5 separate regions of the Homo sapiens genome follow, and regions 2, 3, 4 and 5 are each linked to region 1. The links are chromatin contacts, found by Hi-C or POLR2A ChIA-PET in ENCODE. All regions are on one chromosome and are shown on one strand. The core of a region is the stretch at or near the end of the contact, and the rest is flanking DNA. Distances in the headings are between cores, read along the strand shown. Region 1 holds the start of PSAP (prosaposin). Region 2 holds the start of PCBD1 (pterin-4 alpha-carbinolamine dehydratase 1). Region 3 holds the start of MCU (mitochondrial calcium uniporter). Region 4 holds the start of MICU1 (mitochondrial calcium uptake 1). Region 5 holds the start of UNC5B (unc-5 netrin receptor B).

What was found. Hi-C counts contacts between places; a loop is a spot of excess contacts on that map. ChIA-PET counts read pairs that join two places held with the same protein, here RNA polymerase II (POLR2A). Pooled maps may share reads with other maps.
Region 2: a loop to region 1 is called in a pooled map, with 5 times the contacts of the local background. The contact joins the promoter of PCBD1 here to the promoter of PSAP in region 1. A Hi-C loop is called at or near these places in 4 of 50 pooled maps. POLR2A ChIA-PET finds 5 or more read pairs at or near these places in 3 of 52 experiments (CD4-positive, alpha-beta T cell, H1 and PC-9).
Region 3: a loop to region 1 is called in a map of B cell, with 9 times the contacts of the local background. The contact joins the promoter of MCU here to the promoter of PSAP in region 1. A Hi-C loop is called at or near these places in 3 of 168 maps with a recorded cell type or tissue (B cell, CD4-positive, alpha-beta T cell and naive thymus-derived CD4-positive, alpha-beta T cell) and 10 of 50 pooled maps. POLR2A ChIA-PET finds 5 or more read pairs at or near these places in 1 of 52 experiments (A673).
Region 4: a loop to region 1 is called in a map of CD4-positive, alpha-beta T cell, with 4 times the contacts of the local background. The contact joins the promoter of MICU1 here to the promoter of PSAP in region 1. A Hi-C loop is called at or near these places in 3 of 168 maps with a recorded cell type or tissue (CD4-positive, alpha-beta T cell, CD8-positive, alpha-beta T cell and naive thymus-derived CD4-positive, alpha-beta T cell) and 9 of 50 pooled maps.
Region 5: a loop to region 1 is called in a map of ascending aorta, with 2.7 times the contacts of the local background. The contact joins the promoter of UNC5B here to the promoter of PSAP in region 1. A Hi-C loop is called at or near these places in 1 of 168 maps with a recorded cell type or tissue (ascending aorta).

Annotation. Positions count from the first base shown.
Region 1 is chr10:71,848,482-71,853,535 of GRCh38, reverse strand. PSAP (prosaposin) reads left to right here and starts at 2,285. Exons shown (of 14, transcript NM_002778.4): 1 at 2,285-2,354. The coding sequence starts at 2,315. RefSeq lists enhancers at 2,074-2,604, 2,605-3,135, 3,527-4,026.
Region 2 is chr10:70,885,723-70,890,776 of GRCh38, reverse strand. It overlaps PCBD1 (pterin-4 alpha-carbinolamine dehydratase 1), which reads left to right and starts at 2,212. Exons shown (of 4, transcript NM_000281.4): 1 at 2,212-2,246; 2 at 4,848-4,979. The coding sequence starts at 2,244. RefSeq lists silencers at 2,096-2,345, 2,676-2,955.
Region 3 is chr10:72,689,317-72,694,370 of GRCh38, reverse strand. It overlaps MCU (mitochondrial calcium uniporter), which reads right to left and starts at 2,228. Exons shown (of 8, transcript NM_138357.3): 1 at 2,070-2,228. The coding sequence starts at 2,219. RefSeq lists enhancers at 791-880, 2,551-2,610 and silencers at 1,641-1,730, 1,751-1,800, 1,891-2,350.
Region 4 is chr10:72,623,354-72,628,407 of GRCh38, reverse strand. It overlaps MICU1 (mitochondrial calcium uptake 1), which reads left to right and starts at 2,329. Exons shown (of 12, transcript NM_001195518.2): 1 at 2,329-2,398. RefSeq lists enhancers at 2,325-2,474, 2,025-2,562.
Region 5 is chr10:71,210,376-71,215,429 of GRCh38, reverse strand. UNC5B (unc-5 netrin receptor B) reads right to left here and starts at 2,860. Exons shown (of 17, transcript NM_170744.5): 1 at 2,366-2,860. The coding sequence starts at 2,444. RefSeq lists a silencer at 2,700-2,959 and an enhancer at 2,804-3,098.

The DNA.
Region 1 (5,054 bases), core at 1,036-3,535:
GGCAGTGAGCTGAGATCGCACCATTGCACTCCAGCCTGGGTGATAGAGTGAGCCTCCATCTCCAAACAAAAAACAAAACAAAACAAAACAAAACAAAACAAAAAAAACAAGTCCTGGTTCAGGCTCTGTTGTTAACCAGCCCTGAGATGTCAGTAGCTCTATAAGATGAGAGGGGATGATCTGAGGTCTCTGAGCGTCCTTTTGGCTTGGGGTCCTGTAACCTCTGCATGGAGCACTGGGATGCTTTGCTCCTCCATCTGCAAGGAGCTGAAGGATGGGGGATTTGTCCTAGAGCCCCAGCTCCCTTGCTTTTTTTGTTTGTTTTTTTTTTGAGACGGAGTTTCGCTGTTGTTGCCCAGGCTGGAGTGCAGTGGCACGATCTCGGCTCACTGCAAGCTCCGCCTCCCGGGTTCACGCCATTCTCCTGCCTCAGCCTCCCGAGTAGCTGGGACTACAGGCGCCCGCCACATCGTGCGGCTAATTTTTTGTATTTTTAGTAGAGACGGGGTTTCACCCTGTTAGCCAGGATGGTCTCGATCTCCTGACCTCGTGATCTGCCTGCCTCGGCCTCCCAAAGTGCTGGGATTACAGGCGTGAGCCACCGCGCCCGGCTAGCTCCCTTGCTTTTAACCAGTTGTTGTGTGGTCTGCCCCACGCTTCTGCCTGGCCTTGGGAAGCCCAAAGGTGGAGCAGCCACGAAGTCTCCATCTGGCCACTGAGGCCGACCTGTGAGGCGTCCAGTTGAGACCACATCTTGTCCCAACTCACTCAGCTGCCTCACATGGCCCACTGTGGTGCATGGGGCACACTTCCCCATCTGGCTCCCCAGAGGAAGTCAGAGCTGTGGTGGGGGCTGGGGGCACTTAGGGAGATTGCAGGGGAGCAGAACTGAAGGTTCTGAGGCCTTAGTCCCTGGGGTTGTTCTCCAGAGCGGATTGCAGATTGGAGGAAGTTGGAGGAACTGTAGGTTTGCCCTTCCTGGGTCAGGAAACCTGGCTTCGGGCCAGGTTCTATCTCTACCTGTTGTGTGACCTTGGATAAACGTCTTGCCCTCTCCTAGGCTCAATGTCCCTACAGGTAAATGACCTCTAAGTGCCTGCCCTAAGGGGCTAAGATTCCCCTCCTTTCCCTGCCTTGCGGTTGGCAGGTTCTTATCCTTCTGGAGAGGGTCATCATCATTCTCTGTTCAGGTCCTGGCAGGGGCAGCCACAGGCAGAGGGTCTTTGGGTCTTAATTTCTGAAGGCTTCCATGTCACATAAAACGTTGATTACATAAATTTGTTATGCTTTTCTCTTAAGCTGTCTCGTTACAGGAGTGTTGGTTGTGACTCTTATGATCTCTTATGATGGGTGAGGAATGGTATTACATCTTTAACGGTACCACAATGTGAGGCTTAAAAGTTTTTTGTTTTTTTTTTTTTGGTGATGGGAATCTCTCTCGCTCTGTGGTCCAGGCTGCAGTGCAGTAGTGCGATCTTGACTCACGGCAACCTCCACCTCCCGGGTTTAAGCAATTTTCCTGCCTCTGCCTCCTGAAATAGCTGGAACCACAGGCGAGCGCCACCACGCCTGACTAATTTTTGTATTTTTAGTAGAGACAGGGTTTCACCATATTGGCCAGGCTGGTCTTGAACTCCTGACCTCATGATCCGCCCGCCTCGGCCTCCCAAAGTGTTAGGATTACAGGAGTGAGCCAGCATGCCCAGCCCAGACTTGCCTTTGACCAGGTGCCACCACCTGCCCCCACGTGCCCCTGGCCAGGACTGAGCCCTGTACCCTGTTACACGACTACTTATTCTATGTGAAACCCCAAGCTATTCTATGTGAAACCCGCTACTACAATGGGCTAATTTTTTTGTATTTTTTTTTTTGTAGAGATGGGGTTTCACCACGTTGCCCAGGCTAGTCTTGAACCCTCCGCCCGCCTCGGCCTCCCAAGTGTTGGGATTACAGGCGTCAGCCACCGCGGCCGGCCAACAATGTGGAGATTTAAAAGGTATTTTACATATATAATCTCTGACCTATTCAATTAGTAGGGCTTTTCTTTTATGACCTTTCCCTTCCCTTTCTCCAAGTTCTTCCTCACTCCTCCCCATAGCCCTTCCTTTCGCCCCTCCCATTGCCCCCTCCTATTGGCCTCCCCTTCGCGCAGGCGCCCTCAGAGGCGCTGAGTCAGGGCGCTGTTGAGCTCGGGCAGGCCCGGATGGGGCGGGGTTAGCGCCTGCGCTCTGGACGGCTTTGGGGCAGGGCAGATTTATATCTGCGGGGGATCAGCTGACGCTCCGCATTGCAGACTGCGGAGTCAGACGGCGCTATGTACGCCCTCTTCCTCCTGGCCAGCCTCCTGGGCGCGGGTAAGCCCTGGGACCCTCATCCTGGGGAGGAGGTGCCTCGCAGCGTCCATCTGCCCCAGAATGGGCTGTGCCGGGCCTGGCCCCTCTGCTCCCCCTGCCCTAGTTGGCAAGGGGGCGCGCGCACTGCGCAGGCGCGTTCGCTGGCTTTCTCTGGCTTTCTCTGGGCGGCTGGGGGCTGCGGGGGGCGGGCTGCGAAAATGCCCCCGGGAGGACGGCCCAGGCCCTGGGCAGCATCTCCTTCGGGGCTCGAGTGGGTTCCTGCGCGGCTGGGGCCCCGAGGCCTTCCCTCAGGCTGCGCTTCCCACTGTGGGGGTGGGTGAGTCTTGTAGGGTGACCCCTTGGGCAGCTGTGTTGTGCCTGTGCTGGGCGCACGTGATCGAGGTGGGCTGGAGCCCCGTCCCGCAGGACACTTTGGCCGTTGGCTTCAGTTGCCTGTTTGTAAGGGTAGCGAAGCTGCAGGAAGCACATGTGTATCATCTATATTGACGTTTGCATATGTATTTACTCTGGATTCTAGGTGTTGACAAAACGAGTCAAACTCTGTAAAAATATTTTGAGATTTATTCTGAGGCAAATATGAGTGACCATGGCCCGTGACACAGCCCTCAGGAGGTCCTGAGAACATGTGCCTAAGGTGGTTGGGATACAGCTGGGTTTTACATATTTTCGGGAGGCACGAGACATCAATCAAATACATTTAAGAAATACGTTGGTTTGGTTCAGAAGGGCGAAACAACTCAAAGCGGCGGGGGGCTTCCAGGCCATAGGTAAATTTAAACATTTTCTAGTTGATAATTGGTTGAGTTTATCTGAAAACCTAGAATCAATAGAAAGAAAGTATTCAAGTTAAGATAAAGGATTGTGGAGACCAAGTTTTATTGTGCAGAGGAAGCTCTCAGGTAGCCGACTAAGAGAGCGAGCACGTTGTAAAATATTTCTATGGAAATGAAAGGGTGACTGGCTCTTAGTTGATTATCTCCTGGATCTGGAGAGGAAGGAAGGAAAACATAGGGGAAAGGGGATTCTCTATAGAATGTGGATTTTTCCCACAAGAGACTTTGCAGGGCAATTTCAAGGTATGGCAAGGAAATATATTTTGGGGTTAGATATTTTGATTTTTTTTTCCTTGTCTTATAAAATGTTATGCCAGAGTCAGATTGGAAAGTAAGTCACGATATATGGGGTCAAATAAAACCCATCTGATGAGAGTTTATGGTTTGTAGGGTATGATTCCTACACCCCTTAGATAGGAATTTGGGCAAGCTAAAAAAAATCGGAGCTTAATTCTCATAGGTATTGAAGGCGATATAGGGTTTTCTGGTCCAGTTATTTTGCCATGGGGTCCTCATTTCACTTGCTTTGAAATGTCTTGCATCTGGGTGCGGTGGCTTATGCCTGTAATCCCAGCACATTGGGACACCGAGGTGGGAGGATCGCTTGAGCCTAGGAGTTGGAGACCAGCCTGGGCAACATAGCAAGACCCCACCTGTGAAAAAAAGAAAAAGAGAAAAGAAAGTCTTGCACGCTATTGGCCGTTTTTTTTTTGTTTGTTTGTTTTGTTTGTTTGTTTGTTTTTTGAGACGGAGTTTCGCTGTTGTTGCCCAGGCCGGAGTGGTGCAATGGCGTAGTCTCGGCTAACTGCAACCTCCGCCTTCCGGGTTCAAGCCATTCTCCCGCCTCAGCCTCCCAAAGTTCTGGGATTACAGGCGTGAGACACCGCACCCAGCCCCCACCACAATGTCTGTTTTTTAGTAACTATATGTAGTTTAAGGGCTGGCTGCCATTTTTAACCTAGCTACCCAAATTTTAATAAAAAGTAACAAAGTGGATGACAGGGTTGATGCAAAACCGAAGAAATGAGTTAGCTTTCAGCAGCTCTCAAGAATGTATCTTGACCCTATACGAAGCTCTTAAATTTGTTTTACTTGTACACAATGAAAGATGATCTGCTTATAAAAAAATCATTTTGATTTTATACTCAAGCTTATACTGCAGTTATTCCATGGTCTGTATAATAAACTAATGCTGGTCTCTAAATTTTTTATACTGATTCAGGGCAATTTTTTTTCTTTCTTTTTACATTATCCATTGTTCTTGTTGACGTTGAGTCACTCCTCACAAGACCCTTAAGAGTTCTGATTCATTCACATCACCCAAAAGGGACTCAATCGTGTCTCGGGAAATATAAAATCCACCTCTGGTATATATGGGCTTATGGTTAACCACAATATTTAGTTAACCAAGGGACCCTCTTCCGTGAACACTCGGGTAAATGGGAGGTATTGTAATGGCCTTGGTTTAACTTTGCTGTCCTACCTTTAGGATTAGGCCAAAGTCAGTGCTGATAACAGTGTTTGAATGCTCCCTGGCCTTCACAGCTCTGGCCCCTTTGTGATATTGTGAAAATGTTACTCCTAAAATTTCTAGACATGATAATGAGTTTTGTTAGTGAAAGTGCCTGGTGACTGCAGCCATTGTCTGCTGCCCGAGAGGCACTTAGAACTTTCTTCGTGACACTGTCGTAGTACAGAATGCCACCCTGAATCGGGATGGGCTTTGTATTTTGTGTTTCAGTGATGTCCTGGTGGTAGAGACACTTGCTTTTGAGTTACTTTTCTGCCCATCCAGCTGCCCCTCCTTTTTCCCCACCTAAAAGCGAAAGCAAAGCCATGGCACCATGAGAGAATTGGAGAGCATGTA
Region 2 (5,054 bases), core at 963-3,462, 960 kb after region 1:
CCTGGACATCATCTAGAACTATTTTGAGATACACACCCATGGGGGGAATTGCTGGATTTATAGGGTATGGATATACTTAAGTTGCCTAAGAAACTGCCCACAGCCCAGGGAGCAATTAGAGATGTTCACTGCAGCAGCATTGTTGTTTAACTCTGTGTACGTATGTGTTTGTGTGCCCACATGCTCACGGGCTTGGGAGGTGGTGGTAGCAGCAGAAAGTTGAAGGGAACCTGAGTGTCCATCACTGATAGAACAAGAAACCCATGGCAGATTCTCATTACAAAATACTAGGCTGCAGTTAAAAGCTACAGATTGAATATACATATAGCAACATGGGTAGATCTTAATTTTCCACTAAATACTCTGTTTTGTAAGAAACAGACTGAGAAATGTAATATATTTACATAATACCATTTACATAAATTTAAAAATACACATAGACGAAACAACACCACACATTTTGCAAGAACCTGTGCAAACAAAAATACACATTAACACATTAGAGAGGCTGCTATGGGCGGTGGTGGGGGGCGGGGAATAAAAGTGGAGCACAAGAATAAAAGTTAATAGAAAAATGTGAAATGTGAGAGGACTTTTCTAATCTGACTCTAAGACTTATTATAAAGCTATAATAATCAAGACAAGGTAGTGTTCTGTCATGACAGACAAACAGATCAATGGAACAGAAGAAAGGGCTCAGAAATAAACCCACATGTATACAGTCAATTGATATTTTACAAAGGTGCAAAGACAACTCAGTGGAGAAAGGAATAACTGAGTCGCCATGTGCAAAAGTGCATCTGGATCTATAACTTGAAGCATATAAAAATATTTACTCAAAGTGGATCACAGACTAAATGTAAAACCAAAAGCTATAAAACATAGGAGAAAACTTTTGATCTTGGGTTAGGCCAAGATTTCTATGTGTACAACATCAAAATAGAAATCCATAAAAGAAACATTTGATATATTGGATTTCATCAAAATTAAGAACGTTTGCTCTTTGAAAGGCACCATAAGATAATGCAAAGAAAATATTTGCAAATCACTGCCTGATCATGTCCTTATATCCAGAATAAAACACCCTCAAAACTCGATAAGAAGACAACCCAATTTCTTTTTTAATGGGCAGGAAATTCAAACATGCTATTCAATAAAAAAAACTTATCCTTAGCAAATAAGTACATGAAAAGACATTCAATACAATTACTAATCAAGGAAACTCAAAACCACAATGAGATACTGCTACACACCAATTAAAATTTAAAAGGCTGACTATATCAAGTGTTGGTGAGGACAGAGAACTGCAACCTTCATACACTGCTGCTAGGAATATAAAATGATACAACCATTTTGCAAAACAGTATGGCAGTTTCCTAATAAGTTATAAAAGTCCACCTACCACATGACCCAGGCATTCCATTCCTAAGTGTTTACTCAAGGAAAATTAAAACATACGTACTTTCGAAGATTTGTGCACCATATTCGCAGCAGCTTTATTTGTAATAGCCAAAAGGTAAACAACGCAAATGTCCAATAGTGAATCGCTAAACAAATTGTAGTCTATCTGTACAATGCAATACTATAAAATAAATTTTACTTAGCCATAAAAGGAAGAAACCATTGATATAGGCAACAACATGGCTGAACCCCAAAACAGTTATCCTGCCTAGTATATACTCTATGGTCCATTTACATAAAATTCTAGAAAATGCAAACTAATTTATAGTGACCTAAAGTACATCAGTGCTTGCCTGGCCAGGTGGTTTCGGGAGGAAGGGGTTACCAAAGGGCAAGGGAAAACTTGCAGGGATGATGATATGTTCATAATGTTGATCTCGGTGATGGTCTCACGAGGGAAACATTAAAATTTATCAAATTGTACACGTTGAATATGTGCAATTTATTGCATGTCAATTATATCCAAATAAGAGATTTTTATAAAGAAAAAAATAGGTATTCTGGCGCCCAGGGCCACCCAGCTGTAAGCGGCGGGGTGGGATTCCAACCCAGAAGCGGGCATTTGGAGCCCTCATGCTTCACCCTAGCTCCCTGAAACAAGCACGGAGGATGGCTCTGAGCAGCGAGGAAAGTGCTGGAAGCAAGCAGGCCGAGCGCGTCCCTGGCTGGGGACGTTAATCATTACCGGAGGGCGGCCCGAGCGCGGCCCCGCCCCGGGACGGCAGCCTGCGCGCCCGGCCGCCGCCTGCCCTCTCCGCTGGCCACCTGCTGCCGCCCGCGCCATGGTGAGTCCAGGGGTGCGCGGCCGCGATCGGGGCAGCGGGGCCGGGGCAGCCGCGGGCGAGGTGGGAGCGGGAAGGGGCGGGGGAAAGTCTTTTCGAGTCCCCTGCGGAGCCGCCGGGGTCCGAAAGTGGGGTCTCTGCCCGGCTCTCTGTCGCTGGCGGCGGGGAGGGGAAGCTGAAGCCCTGAGAGGGGCGGTGGCGGGTTCGAATCCCACCCAGTTGGGAGGCCAGGCCTGCCCTGACCCCGGCCAGTGCTTGTTCCGGGACCCTTCCGGGGGCGGGGCCTACGACCTTCCTGGGCCGGGGAAGACAGTCGTGGAGGAGTCCACGGATCTCGTCCCCTTGGTGGCCCGATTCTGCTTTATACTGGGGTGGGAGCGAGAGGGAGGCTGAGTTTGCGCGCTCGTGTGCGTGCCTGTCCGCTGCCCCTTCCCGCTGGCACTCTGGGTACGGGGTCTGCCTGGGACTCACGCTCTGCGCCGGTATGCTGGCCCCAGAGCCACTCCCCGCGCCGGCTTGAGGCCCGTGCCAGGCCACGGGGGCTTGGTGGCGCTGGAGCAGCCCTCCTCCCGTGAGCTTCCCCCACCCACCCCCGGGGCGGGGGCGGGGGCGGGGCCCTTGCTCTGCTGTAAGCTCGCGAGCTTCATCAGACCATTTCTGGTCCACAGGCCTTCGGAGCAGGCAAGACTGGGAGGGCCTTTTGATAGGAGAGGGACTTGGGGGAGGGAGGATGAGTGGGGCTGTTTGTGAGGGGCGCTGAGGTCCCAGAGATGCAGGCTTGGGAAATCGGTAACCACTCCCCACACCTCGCCAGAGGAGGCAAACGGGGCAGCGTCCCCCTCTCTGTCTCCAGAGCCGGCACCTGGAAGGTTTGTCAGTTCAGCCGCAGGCTGTGCGACCTGGGGGGTTCCAGAAGGCTCTACCGAGAAAGGGAAGCCTCCTAAGAGCTCACCTGGACTCACCCACCCCTTTAAGAGCCAAGGAAGTAAACAGTGGGCTCTGATGCTTTGGCTGACTTCTGGTTGTCTAGATACACGGACCAGGCGGTCAGCCACGGGGAGAAGGCCAGCTCTGGAGTAGAGACCTACCTACTGGGCAGATGATGCAAATCGCTGCTGCCATTCAATCCCTATAGTCATCCAGAGCCGAGGGGAAGAGAGGGGCCAAGCTACATCAGTCCAGAGAGAGCTCACGTTTTCAGGAGGGAAAACAGCAGGGAAAAAAGACGGACTTAGGAAAGCACTGCGATGCTTCAGCTACCCCAAATGCTACCAGGCCCATCACAAGCCTGCTTGCCTTAGGAAGTTTTTTTTTTGTAATGCAGATGACATTTGCTTTATAGCAGTGGAGTTTCCTAAAGTGTCCCATTGGCACCTCATGATGATCTGTGGAGGTGGAGGTTCTGCCAAGAGAGGTACAGCCACCTGGCTGGTAAATGGTGAAAGCGGGTCTCAAAACTCCTGCCAATCAACACATGGTGTCCAGTCTGCAGGCTGCCTCATAAAAGCTAAATCAACCTCCCTCACATTCCCTCCCCACCCCTAAGGGTATCTTTTCAATTCAGCACTCTATTTCTGCCCTGGGGTGGTGCTACTCTAGAAGCCTAGGTTCTGGGATCTGTTAAGCTCCTAGACCTGGATCCTCCTAGGATGAAACTGACCCTTGCTTCCTTGCTTTCTCTGAGGTTCCACTCATGGCCTGAATTGTGCCAATTTGGGCTGCCTTGAGGGCACTTCGCACATTAGGTAAATAGGATGGGGCACTAGGTTTGCCAGCTGCCTTTGGCCAAGTTCCTTCCACTTTGGCCTGAGCTTCCCAACCAGCCAGAAAAGCAGACGGAAAACCAGAGAAACCTAGCCCTGGCGGCTCAGGACCAGAGGCTGCCTGGGAGCATGACTGAGGACCTACTAGAGGTAGTGCCAACGGCGGTCAGCTGCAGTGTGGCTAAGAATGGGATGGACACTTATTTTAAATGTAGCTCCTTCGTCCAGCCCCAGCAATGCTGACACACAGACAACACTGCGCCATCACTGGCTAGGGGTGGGCGGGAAAGAACAGCAGACAAGTCGTTTCCCCTCTCTAGGCCTGTTTCCTCTTCAATACACGTGAAAGTTACGGTAGGGACGTGGGGTGCATATGATGAAGTACATAATAGGAAAAGGAAGGGGGGAGAGTCATGGGTACTCTTCCTGAGAGGTTGTGGAGTAACATATTTGCATCTGGGATTTATTTTGCTTTTACGCCCTCACTGATGTAATAATCTCATGGAGGGAAGGTCCGTAAGGCTTTGAGGGCAGGGTGGGGGAAGAGTGCTTCTCTGTCCCCGTCATATGAATTACATTGCTTTTGTGATTTCCCTTGTGTGTGTGTGGAGTGTTAAAACCCAAGACCTGAGGGCCTATCGGCAGACGAGCCTGGACCCCACCTCCTGGGCAGGGTGCCACCCTTGAGGCCTCCCAGCCTATTGCTCAAAGACCTGCTGCCCTTTGGTCACCCACGTCCAAAGCAGCCAGTGGAAGCTAAGTTCCCCTAAAGGTTGGAGCCCCTCTGTTTTGACCTATAAAGAGAAATGCCCTTGGGCCTCTGTTTTTTTCCCTCTTCTAGGCTGGCAAAGCACACAGGCTGAGCGCTGAGGAGAGGGACCAGCTGCTGCCAAACCTGAGGGCTGTGGGGTGGAATGAGCTGGAAGGCCGTGATGCCATCTTCAAGCAGTTTCATTTCAAAGACTTCAACAGGGTATGGCACCAGGGTGGGACAGAGTTTTCTGAGACGGGCTGATGGGGTCACCTTACAAAGCATGTTCTCTCCCTT
Region 3 (5,054 bases), core at 979-3,478, 840 kb before region 1:
ACTTACGTATTAGCTAACGTAACCTTGGCCAAGTCTCTCTCTTTTTAGGGCCTCAATATCTTTTAAATGGAATTTCTTGTAAAGAATCACAGACTATCCTATGGAAACAGCTGTATACATGATGGCTTCAGAAGAATTGTAGAAAAATAAAATGTTTATACACTTTAAATAATCAGGTTCAATTTTTTTCAAAATCTTACAATTCTAAATTCATGTACAAGTCACCATTCCCATAACATTCCTGCCCTTTAGAAATAACACTTCGTTTTAATTGTGCTTTCAGTTACAAATTCAGCACTTCATTTTTACCCACCCTAGAATAGCACAGAGAACACCTTCGTGAAGTATCCCCACAAGGGAGACACTCACAGCCTGACAAATTTGCATAGTGGAAAATATACAAGGCACAAATTTTTTAAAATGCTAAATGAATATCACACCCAAACAGTCTTAAAAACTGTGCAAAGTCAGAAGATGTCTTATCAAAATATGGACTTAAGGACAACTTGGGAAGCCTTTAAGTAGTTCGACGGAAAGGGGAATGCAATCAAAATTTGGGGTGGCCTTATGTTTTTAAGAGAACAAAACACATAACTAGAGGCTATGAAACATGCAAATTAAATTGAACTGTGGAAAAGCTCTTGGCTGTCACCCAAAAGCTTCAGCAAAGCAATATGCCAGTATGCCAAATAAAAAGAGGTACAATCTTCTCACAAGAATGAGGATAGGGTCCATACCTATGACTAATAATAACAATACAACCTTGCTTTTGCAGAGCATTAGGTCTTTTCATAGATCTTTCAGGCACTCGATTTTGATGCTGTCATTGGCCTTAGGAGTATCCTCTCCGAAGAGCTCCAGTTCAGTTTCCTCTTAAGAGTTATGATCAGAACAAGGCAGGCGATGTGTTTATTGAGGGTTGAAGGTACTATTGTAGTTTCTCCTATCAAGCTGTTTGCAGTGATCCTCCAATAATCACACTATACAACTCAGCCCCAGCAAATAAAACCTACATTCTTTCCCTCAGAGCTGGCCAGAGACCAACACATATAGGTCTAGAAAGTCCAAGGGAAGGAAACCTCCTGACTTGTTAGGTTAAGAACTCCATGCCAAATTCATCTCTTGCAATTGAAAAAAGAAATCTCTCTCACACTCTGTCTCTCTCTCTCTCACACACACACACACACACACACACACTCACCCAAGAGTGTTCAAACAGAAATCCTCTTTTTCTGCCAGCCAATGAAACCCAGCAACAACTGGTTAATACAACCACCAAATCTCTGCCTCTGTCAACAACTTACCATATTCGCTTCTCCTGTGCCTGCTGACCACCCTTCCCGCTTCAGGCACGCGTGAACACGCTTATACAGTAGCCCTCGAAAGGACCCCCAAAAGCACCTTTAAGGACCCAAGAGGATGAAGCTTGCCTCCTGAAGCAATGCAGCATCCATCTCGAGGGAGCCGGTTCCCCATGCACACACACAGAGGAAGTCACAGAGGGGAATAAAGTTTGATTTTCCTTCCTGCCCGACCCCTCGGGGACGAGAGAGGACGAGGGGCGGCCCCGCCGGGGTCCTGGGCTGCTCTCCGGGGCAGCTCCCAGCAGCATGGCACTGCCACTCTCCTGGCACACACAAGGCGGCCGCGGCAACTCAGAACTCCCCAACCCGCCCGGAGGAGGAGGGAAAGGGGACAACTTCCATCTGGCTCCGTTCAGGGAGCCTTGGGGCAGGGCTGTTAAGAACGAAGAAGGGAGGGAACGCGATTGGGGGCGAGTCGGGGAGAGGTTCAAGTCCCGTGCCTTCCCCGCCCTGGTGTCCCCAGTCCTGCGGGAACATCCCCGCCGTCGCCCCTCCTCCTCCTCTCGGCTTCCTCCCGCCCGCCCTCCCTTCCTGGTCGCCGCCGCAGGCGCCTGAAGGGCACGGCGGCTCCTCGGTGCCCGGCAACCTCCGGAGCGGCCGGGAGTTGAGGTAACTCGCCTGCTGCCCCGGCGGCCTGCCCGCCGGCGGCTCCCACACGCCAGCGCCGCCCCGCCCTCCCCGGAGCCTCCGGGCGCGCTCGCTCACCGTCCGGTGGTGCTGCTGCTGCCGGTGGCGGCTGACGCCCAGCCCAGGGAAGCAGCCGGCAGTCAGCGCCCCGCAGCCGCCGGCGCCCCCGCCGCCGCCGCCCCGAGAGGAGAGGAGCAGCAGGAGCGATCTACCTGCGGCGGCCGCCATCTCTCAACTGGAAACGGCGCCGACCCAGGCAGCGCAGCGGACGGCCAGGGCGGAGCTAAGACCCGCCACTCACCGACGCCGGGCCAACTAAAGCCCTTGACTGAGTTGATGAGGCGGGGCTTCCTGCAAGGTCCAATCGACAGGCGGGAGAACCACACTGGAAGCTGCCAGTCCCTTCCAGAGTTACCTATAGTGGGACATAGTCAATTACGGGCAAATTCTAGGGAACCCATAATTGACACCCAAACCCGTGAAAATAACAGCAATAGAGATGGCATGTTCAGTTCGGCTAATCTTCACCAACAATAGAGCTATGATAAGAGTAACGGGGGATATAGATATTTGTGAAAAGCTTTGTTCGAAGTTGAGTTCTAAGTGAGTGTTCTAAGTTGGCAAAATAGGCACCAAATTAATAACCATTAACGGTGTATGCTGTAACTCTCAACTACACGCCTAGAATTATCATTCATAACTGATAATATTTAGATATGCTGAAATTAACTCTACATCACGGAGTGATCTAATGACTGTGATGCGTAGCATAATATAGGAGAGGTAGAACGATTACAATATCAAAGTCCCAGAATGAGTACATGCCTTCAGAGTGAATTAACTGACGTGTATACATCTCAAATACCCAATTCATTTTTACAGCACCTTTATACGGATATTCTCACACTCTCCAGAAACAGCACTATTTTATCATATTTGACTTTGTGTGCATTTACAGAAACAGAACACATTAATAACGTAATAAAAAATCATGTAAGGCCGGGCGCGGTGGCTCACGCCTGTAATCCCAGCACTTTGGGAGGCAGAGGCGGGCGGATCACGAGGTCAGGAGATCGAGACCATCCTGGCTAACACGGTGAAACCCCATCTGTACTAAAAATACAAAAAATTAGCCAGGCGTGGTGGCGGGCGCTTATAGTCCCAGCTATTCCGGAGGCTGAGGCAGGAGAATGGTGTGAACCCGGGAGACGGAGCTTGCAGTGAACCGAGATCGGGCCATTGCACTCCAGCCTGGGCGACACAGCAAGACTCCATCTCAAAAAAAAAAAAAAAAATTCATGTAAAAGGCTATTTTAATGATGCTTCATAATTTTGCCGAAATAGTTATCAGAATACGCTTTGGAATAACAAACACTTTCTCTTGAAAAACACTTCTTTCCACTTAAACTCACAATGAGGGCTCCTTGAATACTGCCTAAGAAAGATTTTGGGTCCTGAATTTCCTTAGAAGAGTATTTCCTTGCTAGCTGTTTATTATTATGAGCTGATTAAATTCTCACACCTCTTTTTAAAATCTGGAGCAGGAAAATAGTTTGGGAAGCAAATACAAGCATTATTTTAAATTTTGGAAAACATCTTTGTAGTGTAGCCTTAGATGATAAATTTAAAACAAAAACAAAACACACACATAAATACGAAGAAAATGTTATCACTTATTCTAAGAATATTCTTTAAAGTTTGACTGAAATGGTACCTTCTTGGCCAAGAATAGCTAAAAAATGACGTGGAAGTTTTTTGTTTGTTTAATCCTTATGCCCCACCTACACCAAAACAGTGAGATGATTGGCTTCTCCGGGGTAGATATCATGTCACTCACTCAAAAGGCTTTATTGCCCAACAGGTGGAACTTGAGACCTCAAGAATGAGCCCCCATTCAACAGCTGCACACAGTAATCCCCCTAGTTGGAAATCCATGACATTCCTGGAACAATTTCCCTTACAATTATTTTCCACCCATCTATATTTATCCCAACTGCATTTGATGTATTTACCCATGCTGTGCCATTTTCTCTCTCACCCCTTCATGCCTTCTTACAGAGATCACCATGGATTTTAGTTTTGTTTTTATTTTCTGTGCTGTCACCAGATCTAGCTATGAATCAGGATTGCTCCATTTCCACTTTCCACTTTAAGAAATTTTACTAGAATTGCCTTTACTCTATTTTTCCAAGCATGAAAATTAGATGTGCATCCTGCAGTGAGATTTACTCATATGCATTAGCAAAAGAACTAAGTAAATAATACTTTTAAGTGCACAAACATGAAATGGGCAGTATTAGCAAAAGTTTTCATCCTACCTATTTACCAAAATGTGTCATCTTTTATCTACTAAGATGAAACCACTGATGCACCAGAGAGAGATAGGCTGTATAAATCTGAGGATTCACTGACTATACTCAGTTCTGGGTGTTGATAATCCAAGGCCGGCAATTAATTTAAACAAATATCAATTATCTCCTCACAGAGAAAAACTTCTTCATAGCTGCAAAGGACATATCTCATATGAGCTGGTTGGCCAAGCCTGATAAGGAGAAAGTGTAGATAGCTCAACAGAAAGTTCTTCTCAAACCTAAAAAAAAGTATGTGTGTGTGTGCCTGTATATACACACACATTATATAGAGAGAGAAGGAAAGGGAATTAACATACCTGCTATGTGCCAGAGATTGTGCTGATCACTCCAGAGATACTACATTTAAAAAGGAGGGCAAGACAACCACAGAAAACTTTTAAAAATTGTAACTTTCATGAGAAAGAAGTTGAAGAAAACCTCAATGTCTTCCAATAGGGAAATGGTTAAATACATTAGACACTAACTTTGTAACAGAAAATTATTCAACCATTAAAAAATTGAGGGCCAAGCACAGTGGCTCATATCTGTAATCCCAGCTCTTTGAGAGACTGAGGCAGGAGGATCATTTGAGACCACATATTTGAGACTTGCCTGGGCAACACAGCGAGACCCTATCTCTAAAAATATATATTTTTTAATTAGTTGGGTGTGGTGGTGCACGCCTGTAGTCCCAGCTACTCAGGAGGCTGAG
Region 4 (5,054 bases), core at 1,080-3,579, 770 kb before region 1:
GCGCAGGCTGGAGTGCAGTGGCATGATCATAGCTCACTGTAGCCTCAAAGTCCTAGCCTCACGTGATCATCCCATCTCAGTCTCTCAAAATGCTGAGATTATAGGTATTAGCCTCTGCCTGGCCGAATATGGTAAATATCGATAGGTATAACACACATAAATAAAAGTTATTTTGAGTCCTCAATAATTTTTAAGTGTATAGGGGTCCTAAGACCAAAACGTTTGAGAAACAATGATTTATGTTTTTAAATGTTATTTAACAGTTAGTTTGACTGATTAGTTTTATATAGACAAATGTTGCCTAAAATTAGAATTGAATTTCAGCAAATCTTTCTTTCTTTTTTTGAGACGGAGTCTCGCTTTGTCGCCCAGGCTGGAGTGCAGTGGCACGATCTTGGCTTACTGCAAGCTCTGCCTCCCGGGTTCCTGCCATTCTCCTGTCTCAGCCTCCCGAGTAGCTGGGACTACAGGCGCCCGCCACCACGCCTGGCTAATTTTTTGTATTTTTAGTAGAGACAGGGTTTCACCGTGTTAGCCAGGATGGTCTCGATCTCCTGACCCGCCCGCCTCAGCCTCCCAAAGTGCTGGGATTACAGGCGTGAGCCACCGCGCCCGGCCTGAATTACATCATTTAAGAGTGGAAGCCTCAGAGGCCTTCAGGTCAGGTCTATGTCCCGCTACTGCATGTACTGCATTACCTAGGGGTGTCAGCCTGCTTCCCTATCTGCAAATGAATAAAACAGTATCCATCCTAGAGTGGTTGTAGACAAGCACTGGGTTGTATGTAAAGCGCTAGCACAGAGCCATGAACACAATCATCTATTGTACTTAGGTTAGTTGGGTCTGAGAAGAAATGGAGAAAACAGAGTTGATTCTGCTTACTTCACAATTTACCCCAGGGATGGTTTTGTTGGCTTTGTTTCCATGGTTGTTGCCTTTTCCACAGCTCTGCTACGTAAATTCTTGGGAAAAAAAAATTATTTGAAAGTTCTCTGGGACCAGCGAGGTGGCTCGCACTTGTTAATCCCAGCACTTTGGGAAGCCGAGACGGGAGGATCGCCCGAGGTCAGGAGTTTGAGACTAGCCTGCCCAACATGGCGAAACCCCGTCTGTACTAAAAATACAAAAATTAGCCGGGCGTGGTGGGGCGTGCCTGTAATCTCAGCTACTCGGGAGGCTGAGGCAGAAGAATCACTTGAACCTGGGAGGAGGATGTTGCAGTGAGCATCACTGCACTCCAACCTGGGCGACAGTGCGAGACTCCGTCTCAAAACAAACGAACAAACAACCAACCAACACCCCGCTGCCCCCCCCCCAAAAAAATTCTCTGGTATTATAGTCATATTTCCATCCTATTTCCACAGCAGGGGTGAGGATCCTTTGCCATCCCATTTTTCTGATAAAAACACCTTCTTCAGCCGGGCGCAGTGGCTCACGCCTGTAATCCTCGCACTTTGGGAGGCCGAGGTGGGCGGATCACCTGAGGTCGGGCGTTCCAGACCAGCCTGACCAACATGGAAAAACCCCGTCTCTACCAAAAATACAAATTAGTAGGGCGTGGTGGCGCATGCCTGTAATCCCAGCTACTTGGGAGGCTGAGGCAGGAGAATCGCTTGAACCCAGGAGGCAGAGATTGCAGAGAGCCGAGATCGCTCCACTGCACTCCAGCCTGGGCATCAAGAGTGAAACTCTATCTCAAAACAAACAAACAAACAAACAAACAAAAAACACATTCTTCAAGGGAAAACATGTTTTTAAGTGGCTTCTAGAGATTATAAACTCTGCAATAATATTAGTCTGCAAATAAAACACCTGACAAAATCATCCACCAGAGGAAGTGGTGAGGGTTTCTAAATCCAAAAAAGTCTCAAGGTTATGAAACAGGAACATTTAATCTCTGAGAAAACCTAAACGGAGTTGGAAAGAAACAATTTCCAACTCACTGTGGTCCAGTTTTCTTTTCACGAACTCCTTTTTGCTTAGCCAACATAGCCAACACGAAAACGGGTACCGAGGAGGTGTTACAAGCCACAGTAAATTTCTCAACAGATTCCTATGACCCTTGTGGAGGGGAAAAAAACCAGAAGAAATGCCCGAGAGCTTCTGGGAGCTCTCCAGCTTTCCCGCCTAAACGCTGAGGGGAGTAAGGGGGAGTGACGGGGCTAGGGCGGGGCCCGAGGCTGGGGCGTGGCGCGTTGATTTCCCCGCCCCTCCCCGTTCCTTTTCCTCTGTGCCCCTCCCACACGCCTGTCTCCACGATCCCGACAGGCCCAGCGGCTAGGAGAGTCACGTGAGAGTGGGCGGAGGGGGTGGAGGTTTGTCTCCGCTGTTTCATCTCTATGGCTGTCAGAGGTGGGCGGCTTTGACCGAGAGGCTGCTGGAGCTCGTGTTTGGACGCGTGAGTCTTGGACTCTGGAGGGTATAAGGAGACAGCAATTTAGGGAAGGCGAAGGGGAAGGGGGTTGGCGAGACAGCCTTAGGGAACTGGGCTTCGTGGCTGGCCGTTTGTCCGCCCCGGGCATCCGGCTACTTCTCGGGTCTGGCGGGATACCTGTCTCTCCCTGATGCGCTCAGCTTTTGGAGAGGAGTCCGTAGTCTTGCTTGCCTCCCGTCCTCCACTTTCCTTCACCCCAACCCGTCCCTTCTCCCGTCCCGGGAGAACTTCTCCCAGTGCCGGGTTCGCAACTTGGCGCCGACGCCCCCCTCCTCACAGGCGACTGGGACACTCTGGTAGCCTTGACTGGCTCTCCTGGAATTTGTGGATGTGGTTAGAAGTGGGTGCGGGAGTTCACAGATGGATTTCTAATACGGAGAAATATTAACCACTGAATCGAAATAAGTGGAAAATCAGTGAGGACTCAAAGGAGAAATACAAAGTGCAGGCTACTCGGACTGTTCAGTTTTTATCTTTTCCAGCGCCTTCCCGTTTTCATTACGTTCTCCCTGTTTTGTTTTCACCGTCGCATTCTGGCCGGCCATAGGCTGTTTTGAGAAAGAGCTAGATGTTATTGACTCTATGTGAATGTTGGGAGAACAGTTTAAAACAAACTGTTCTTCAAGTTGCCTTCTCTGTAATCTTATGGTTGATGGTTTCTTTACCTTCCAATTTTCCATGTCTTAAAAAATACGGTGGCCATTAGTAAATATAAGTAGAATAAATATCTTATAGCTAAGGGACTAGAGTAAAATATTTTATTTTTCCTGTGGTACCTTAGAAACGCCCATTTTCTTCCTATTTATCAATAAATGTTTCTATCTCACTTGTTTGGGTGGCTTCTTTGATATGCCTTTGTTTATATTAGAACATCCCTTTGGGGCACGTAGGGAAGTGATCGAGCAGTATAAGAAAGGAGTTTGCATTTCATGAGGTGAAACAAGTTCGGTGTGGATAGCTGTAGGAGAGTTTAGGTTTCATTGGACCATATGACAAATAATAAACGTCAGTATCTTGAGACAAAGGTGTTGGCCAGAATGACCCACCTACTGTGTTTCTGGTGTGGACCAGGTAATGAGCTTTTTGAATATTGCCTTATCCTAAAAACTTTAGAACCCATTGCCACTTGTCTGTAGGAAGGTGGCTTTTGCCTCCAGCTACTCTTTGTCCCAATCCTTGGTTTGTCCCTGATTGTCTCTTCCACTTAAGAACATCACTCTGGCTACCTAATATATCAAGCAAGTGTCTCTGACATCTTCTGAGTGTCCTTACTGAGAGCCATAAAACATAATATTAACAAAAAGTGAATATTCTGGAGTGGCTTGTGTGCCTGAGGAGAAAGGGAAAGAATGATAGAAACTAATAGAAGCTAATAAATGCAAGAGAACAAAAGTGTTTATTGCTGTCTTCCTTTATATTTACTATATTCAGTAGATTGTTTACATTCCTAAGAAGTGCATCTTGAGACTAACTTTCCTGTGTTTAAGAATAAAACAGGCTGGGTGTGGTGTCTCAGGCCCATAATCCCAGCAATTTGGGAGGCCGGGTGGATCCCTTGAATCTAGGAGTTTGAGACCAGCCTGGGCAATATGGCAAGACCATCTCTACAAAACACAAAAATTAGCTGGGCGCATGCCTGTAGTCCTGGCTACTTGGGAGGCTGAGACAGGAGGATGGCTTGAGCCCTCGAGGTTGAGGCTGCAGTGAGCTGTGATCGTACCATTGCACTCCAGCTTGGGCGACAGAGCGATACCCTGTCTCTTAAAACAACAACAAAAGAATAAAACGATATGAAATTTCTCCATAATGCAATATTATGCAAAATAATTATAATTGAAATATTTAACTGACCAACTCCTTCAGATCTTATGCTATTCAGAGTTATAGGACTAATATAATTGATAAAGCTTTTTTAAACCCAATTTTGCCACCTTCAGTCTTTAAAGTTAGCTTTATCTCTTGAGCCATTTTTACAATGGCTGCAGCACTTGCTGAACATTAACCATTTTTTCCATATGCAGTTGTTTAGTGTATCCCTTTTAAAATAAGAACCAGTTTTTAATTAATTAATTAATTAATTAAATGGAGATGGGGTTCAGCCATTTTGCCGAGGCTGGTCCTTTTGTTGAGGGGTGGGGACGGAGTCTCATTCTGTTGCCCAGGCTGGAGTGCAGTGGTGTGATCTCGGCTCACTGCAACCTCTGCCTCCTGGGTTCAAGCAATTCTCCTGCTTCAGCCTCCGAAGTAGCTGGAACTACAGGCGCGGCACCACATCTGGCTAATTTTTGTATTTTTAGTAGAGATGGGGTTTTACATGTTGGCCAGGCTAGTCTCGAACTCCTGACGACCTCAGGTGATCCACCTGCCTCGGCCTCCCAAAATGCTGGGATTACAGGCCTGAGCCACCACACCTGGCCTACCCAGGCTAGTCTTGGAACTCCCAGACTCAAGCGATCCTCCCGCCTTGGCCTCCCAAAGTTCTGGGATTGCAGGTACAAGCCACCATGCCTAGCCACTAGAACCAGTTTTTTTAAAAAGGTTTACTCAACTGTTTTTTCCACACATATTTTCTTTTTCTTTCTTTTCTTTTCTTTTTTTCTTTCTTCTCCCTTTCTTTCTC
Region 5 (5,054 bases), core at 1,611-4,110, 640 kb after region 1:
GGAGCTTGGACACCCCCAGTAAAGATCCCTCTTTGCAGAGAGAGCCTCGCCTGCCTCAGTCTGTTATGAGTCTCATGGCAGAGGGGTGGGTGGATAAGAATAGGAGGGAGGGTCTGCTGGGCTTGAATCAGTCTGGCTATTGGACAGGAGCCCTTCACATGTCTTCAATCTGTGGCCAAGTGAAGGCAAGATTTGGAGAAAGCCAACACTCTGGCCTTGATTTTCCCCATCAGTGAAATGGAGCTTGTGAAGGATCCAATGGAAAAACCCAAAGAACATTCTGAAAGAATGATGCTCTGTGCCTGTGGCATTAGAGAAAAACAAGATTGTGTGGGAGGAAGGGACATGTTCTCCCTCCTGAAGGCAGGTTTCTAAGGGCCACACATTCTGGGCAATGAGAAGGCTGCAGGCCGACCCCACCAGTTGGCCCCTCTCCAGGCTGGTGGGCAGGCAGCTACTGCCGCACTAAGTAATGAGCACAATTCCAACACCGCTTCTGCTCGCTGGTGAGAAATCAAAGCCGGGTATTAGAGGCCATTTCTGACTGGGCACCATTCGTGCCCAAATCCATCAAAGCCCTGGGCCTGGGGTTTCTTCTGGGGAAGGTGGGGGCTGGATGCTTTGTTAAGCAGGAAATGCAGGCCACCCCCAGCCTTCTTGGCCAAGCCCACCCACCCAGAGAACTATAGGCCAACCAGTCTTGTCTTTCTCCTACAGCAGCCCCTCATTCCTGGTAACCTAAGTATTTATTCCTGATCCCACTGTCCTGCTGGTACAAAAGCAGCTTCCCAAGACACAACCCTGCCCATGTGCCATTTACAGAGACTTCACCCTACCCTTCAATCATCTCCTCAAACCCCCTCCAACCAGAAACCAGCACCCCAACCAAGCACCTCCCACGTCTAACTGCACCCTTTAAAACAAGGTTGGACATTCAGCAGCCTGCCTTCCCCATCCCCATCATTACCTTCCAACTTCAAAACACTGCTTTAAATACCAGAGTCTGCCCAAATCATAATTAACTTGGATCAAATGGTTGAGTGTTGTAACTCTACTGCACAGGACTTGCACCAGAAAAAAAAAAAAAAGTGGGGAATGTGCTAAAGCCAAGCCCTCACTCCTGGCCGTGGGAATCACTAATTCCAGAATGAGGAATCTTTGGCTATGGAGGGGGGAAGGGCGGATGTCAACTTCGCAGCAGGAGGTAGGAGGTGGGGAGGGCTGCGTCATCTCGTCCACTTTCTGCTCCAGTTTTCCTGCTCCATTCTCAGCCTCAACTCAGAGAGGACTCCGTGCAGGAGGCCCCGTCCCCACCTGGCTCCGGAGCCGAGCCGCCCGGCAGCCGTGGCCAGCCCACTTGCTTGGGTTCGGGTACCAGAGAGAGGCTGGCTCCATTCAGTCCACAGCCTCCCCGAGAAGACGCAGCCCAGCCAGCGACGCCGGGTCCAGCTACAGGACGAGCGAGAAACGTATTCATCCACGGCGAGAGAGGAGGGTTAGGGACTTTATTTCGGAGCCCACCAGTTCGCTGAAGTCATCTTGGTGGGTCCAGAGCGGGCGCTGTACCAAGGAGAGCGCACCTAGTCTGTTCCCCGGACAGCGAGAATGTCAGTGACCAATTTAAAAGGAAACTCCGCAGGATCGCTAAGAACCCCTACCCGCATCCAACACACACACACACACACACACACACACACACACTCTCCAACACTCAGAAAATTAATAATAATAATAATAATAATAATAATAATAATTCTTCCAGACCTGCGGGCCCAGCGATCTCGGGGAAAGCTATGTGTGCAAGACTTAGCCCTCCCCGCTTCAGGAGCCCTGCAAGCCGGCCTGCCGAGGCTACCGAAGCGCTTCCTGTGTTCAGCAGGTCTTTTCGCTCTCTCCCTCTAGTCTGCAGATTGCTGTCCCTATAGCGCGTAAGAGCCTAGGCGAGCCGGGACCAGACTAGTAAGTTACCGGCGTACGGCAGCGAGCGCACACCTTGCTTATGTAGCCAATGTTCTTTTTCGGGGCGGATGCCAGGCGCGCGGAGAGCCGGGCGTCCCCAGGAGGCGGATCCTCCCGGAGACTCAGACCCTGACTCCTACACCCCTTCCAGGGAGAAGAAGGGATCCCTTTCAGGAGCGAGCAGGGACCTTTCAGCTTACTGTGAAGCCCCTTCCCTGCTCCCCGCTCCCGCGATGTGGATGCGCCATTGCCCACTTTGGGAGGCAGTAAAATCTACATTCTAACTTGGGCGCCCTTGCCGCTTTTCCTGCGCGCATCGATGCGACGAAAGACCACCTCAACTTCAGGACAGAGTGAGGCGCAAGGGTCCCCTAGCCCCGCGCCCCCAGACCCGATCGCTTCCTACCTGCTTGGCTCAGCCTCGGGTCCCAGCAGAGCAGCAGTGCCAGCAGCAGCGCGCCCCGAGCTCCGCTCCGGGCCCCCATGCTCCCGCGGCCTGGTTCGGGCGCCTCTCCCCCAGGGCTGTCTCCCTGGCCCCAGTCTCGCCGCCGCCGTCTCCGCCGCCGCCGCCTCCTCCTCGCCGTCCTCCCCGGCGCCCGGCAGCGCCAGCCCGTGCCTTCCGTGGGGGCAGCGGAAGCCACGCTGCGCGGAGGGCCGCCTGGCACTCGGAGCGCGGTGGGTGCCTGGCGCCGGCTCTCGAACGAGGCTCCGGCGCGCCCCTCTGGCTCCGGGTCTCTGAGCGCTCGCCTGGCTCCGGCGCTGTGCCTCCGAAGTTGCGCGACCGCTCAGTGGCGCTCGCAGCGGCGGCGCCGCGCAGTCCCAGCCCCAGTGCGCGCCTCTCGGAGCCCCGCGGCTGCGTGCGGCTCCGGCGCCCTAGCCGGCCCCAGCCGCCTGCCACAATGCCGAGCGCCGCCGCTCGCTCGCCGGAGTGAGTTCGCCAACCGAGGGGACCGCGCGCGGCCGGGGCGGGGCCTGGGCGACCGAGGGCGGAGCCGACAGGGGGACCTTGAGGGGGGATCCGACGGCCATCTGGGCGCGGCCGCGGCAGAGCTGGGGGACCCGGGGGGAGGGTCCTCGCGAGACGCTGGGCGCAGCGTTTTGAAAAACCCGGCCGCTGGAGAATGGCTGGACGTGGAGGCGGCCCAATTTTCGCTCCCCCAAATTAAGGAAATCTGGCTTTGCGCCTTCATTTGGCTTGGCCATGTCAGCTTTCTCCTCTGATTAAACATAGGACTCTCACTTTTGGCTCCCCTGTCTGTAGTATGCGCTCTGCCTTCCACATGTGGGGGTCTTTCCAAAAAAAAGGCTCCCAAAATGAGAACACCCAAGTCCTGGTTACGCGGGGGCTTACAGCGATATGAAGCTGGGTATAGATTAGGATCATCCTGGCTGGCTCTGCTTGTCTGTATGATCTCCGGCAGAACTGTTAACCAGACCCCTGGAAACCCCTCCAGCACTCTGATCCTGCGTTGTTGTAAACTAGCCTCCTACCTGACAGTGGGACAGCCATTTTTGGCTCAGTGTAAACTTGGACTCTGCCCCTTATTTACTGTGTGACCTTGAACAAGTTACTTAACAATTCTATTGCTCCCTTCATCATCATCTGTAAAATGGAGGAAAAGGATAACTATTTCATAAGGGGGTATAGAATTAAATTTTAAAACTTGTGTGGAAATTGCAGTGCAAGTGTCAATAATCTCTTTCCAAGATTCTCCCCTCCCAGCCAGTCTGATTCCAGGGGGAAAGTCCTGACCACCCAAAGGTGGTCCAAGGAGCACGTGGGGACAGGTGAGGTTTGAAGGATGGGCAGTGTCTTGGGATTGAAACCCAGAGAGATCAGAACGAGCGGATCAGCTAACATAGGCAAAGACCTTCCCTGTGCCAGGCACAGGGCTAAGCACTCTGTATGCATCATGTCAGTTAATTCTCACAACCCTCTGAAGTAAGCACCATTTACATCCCATTTTACAGATGAAGGACCTGAGGCACAGAGGTGTAAAGCCACCTGCCGGAGATCACACTGCTTGGAGTGACTGAGTGACTGAGCAAAGGGGATGGGGGAGATGGGATTGGAAAGAAACCCTCTAAACGGGGGAGCCTCACTTGAACACCTTCCCTGGGGCTGGATTGGGCTGTGCGAAGGGGACTGTCCTAGCTGTTTCCCCAGAGGTGAGGTGAAGGCAGGACTAGTACCCTCTCCACACACACTCCCCTCACAAGCCGGGGTCTTGGAGTATCTAGGGGAGGTCGTGCATGCCATCAGCACATCTCCCTAACCCTCTCTGACTGGGCACCCAGCATCAGGAGGGTGGCAACAGGTGGACTGGGACTCCCTGGGGGAAGAACTTCCATCAATTGAGAAAGGCTGCTGTGGGCAAAGGTAGGTTGCTTAGCTTGGCCTCTGACAGCCCTAGCAAGGGCAGTGGATGAGACAGTCAACAGCTCAGCACACCCAAACCAACTCCACCTTGCAAATACACATGCACACACACAACTACCCACCCATACACACCTGCAAAGGTACACACACGAAAACATACAACAAAGACAACAGGTGCAATGTTTCACCTCCCATAAACATCACACCTACAAATAGGCACCCGACTCCAGAGACACCCACATACCAAAGATGTATGCCTAAAAAAAGCAAACACACAGGCGCACACAACTAAAAACACAAATAGGCAGATGACTCCCAAGACAAATAGATATTTGGATACTTAACTACTGCCAGGAAACACATACAGGCACGCCTGTGCCAAGACCCACATCTGACGGTCATCCCCTGGATGCAGGCACATGGTCAAGGTTGTGCCTGTGCTGGAGAGCTCAGCAGGGACCTCAGCAGAGACGGGCAGCATGCAGAGACCACAGCATGTTCTCTCTCTCTCCCCAACCTCTTTCTCTCTCTCCTTCAGGCCAGTGGGGTATTGGAGATTTTTCTAAAAAGTTCCACCCCTTGGAACTTTGCTGTTTAGGTGGTAAAGTGTACCCAGCAGGCCCTTCTAGTCCAAGTATCAGGTTTCACGGCTTTAATTCCTGGGTGGAGAGAAGGGGGACTGGAGATGGGGGCAAGCAAAAGGAAGACATTACCC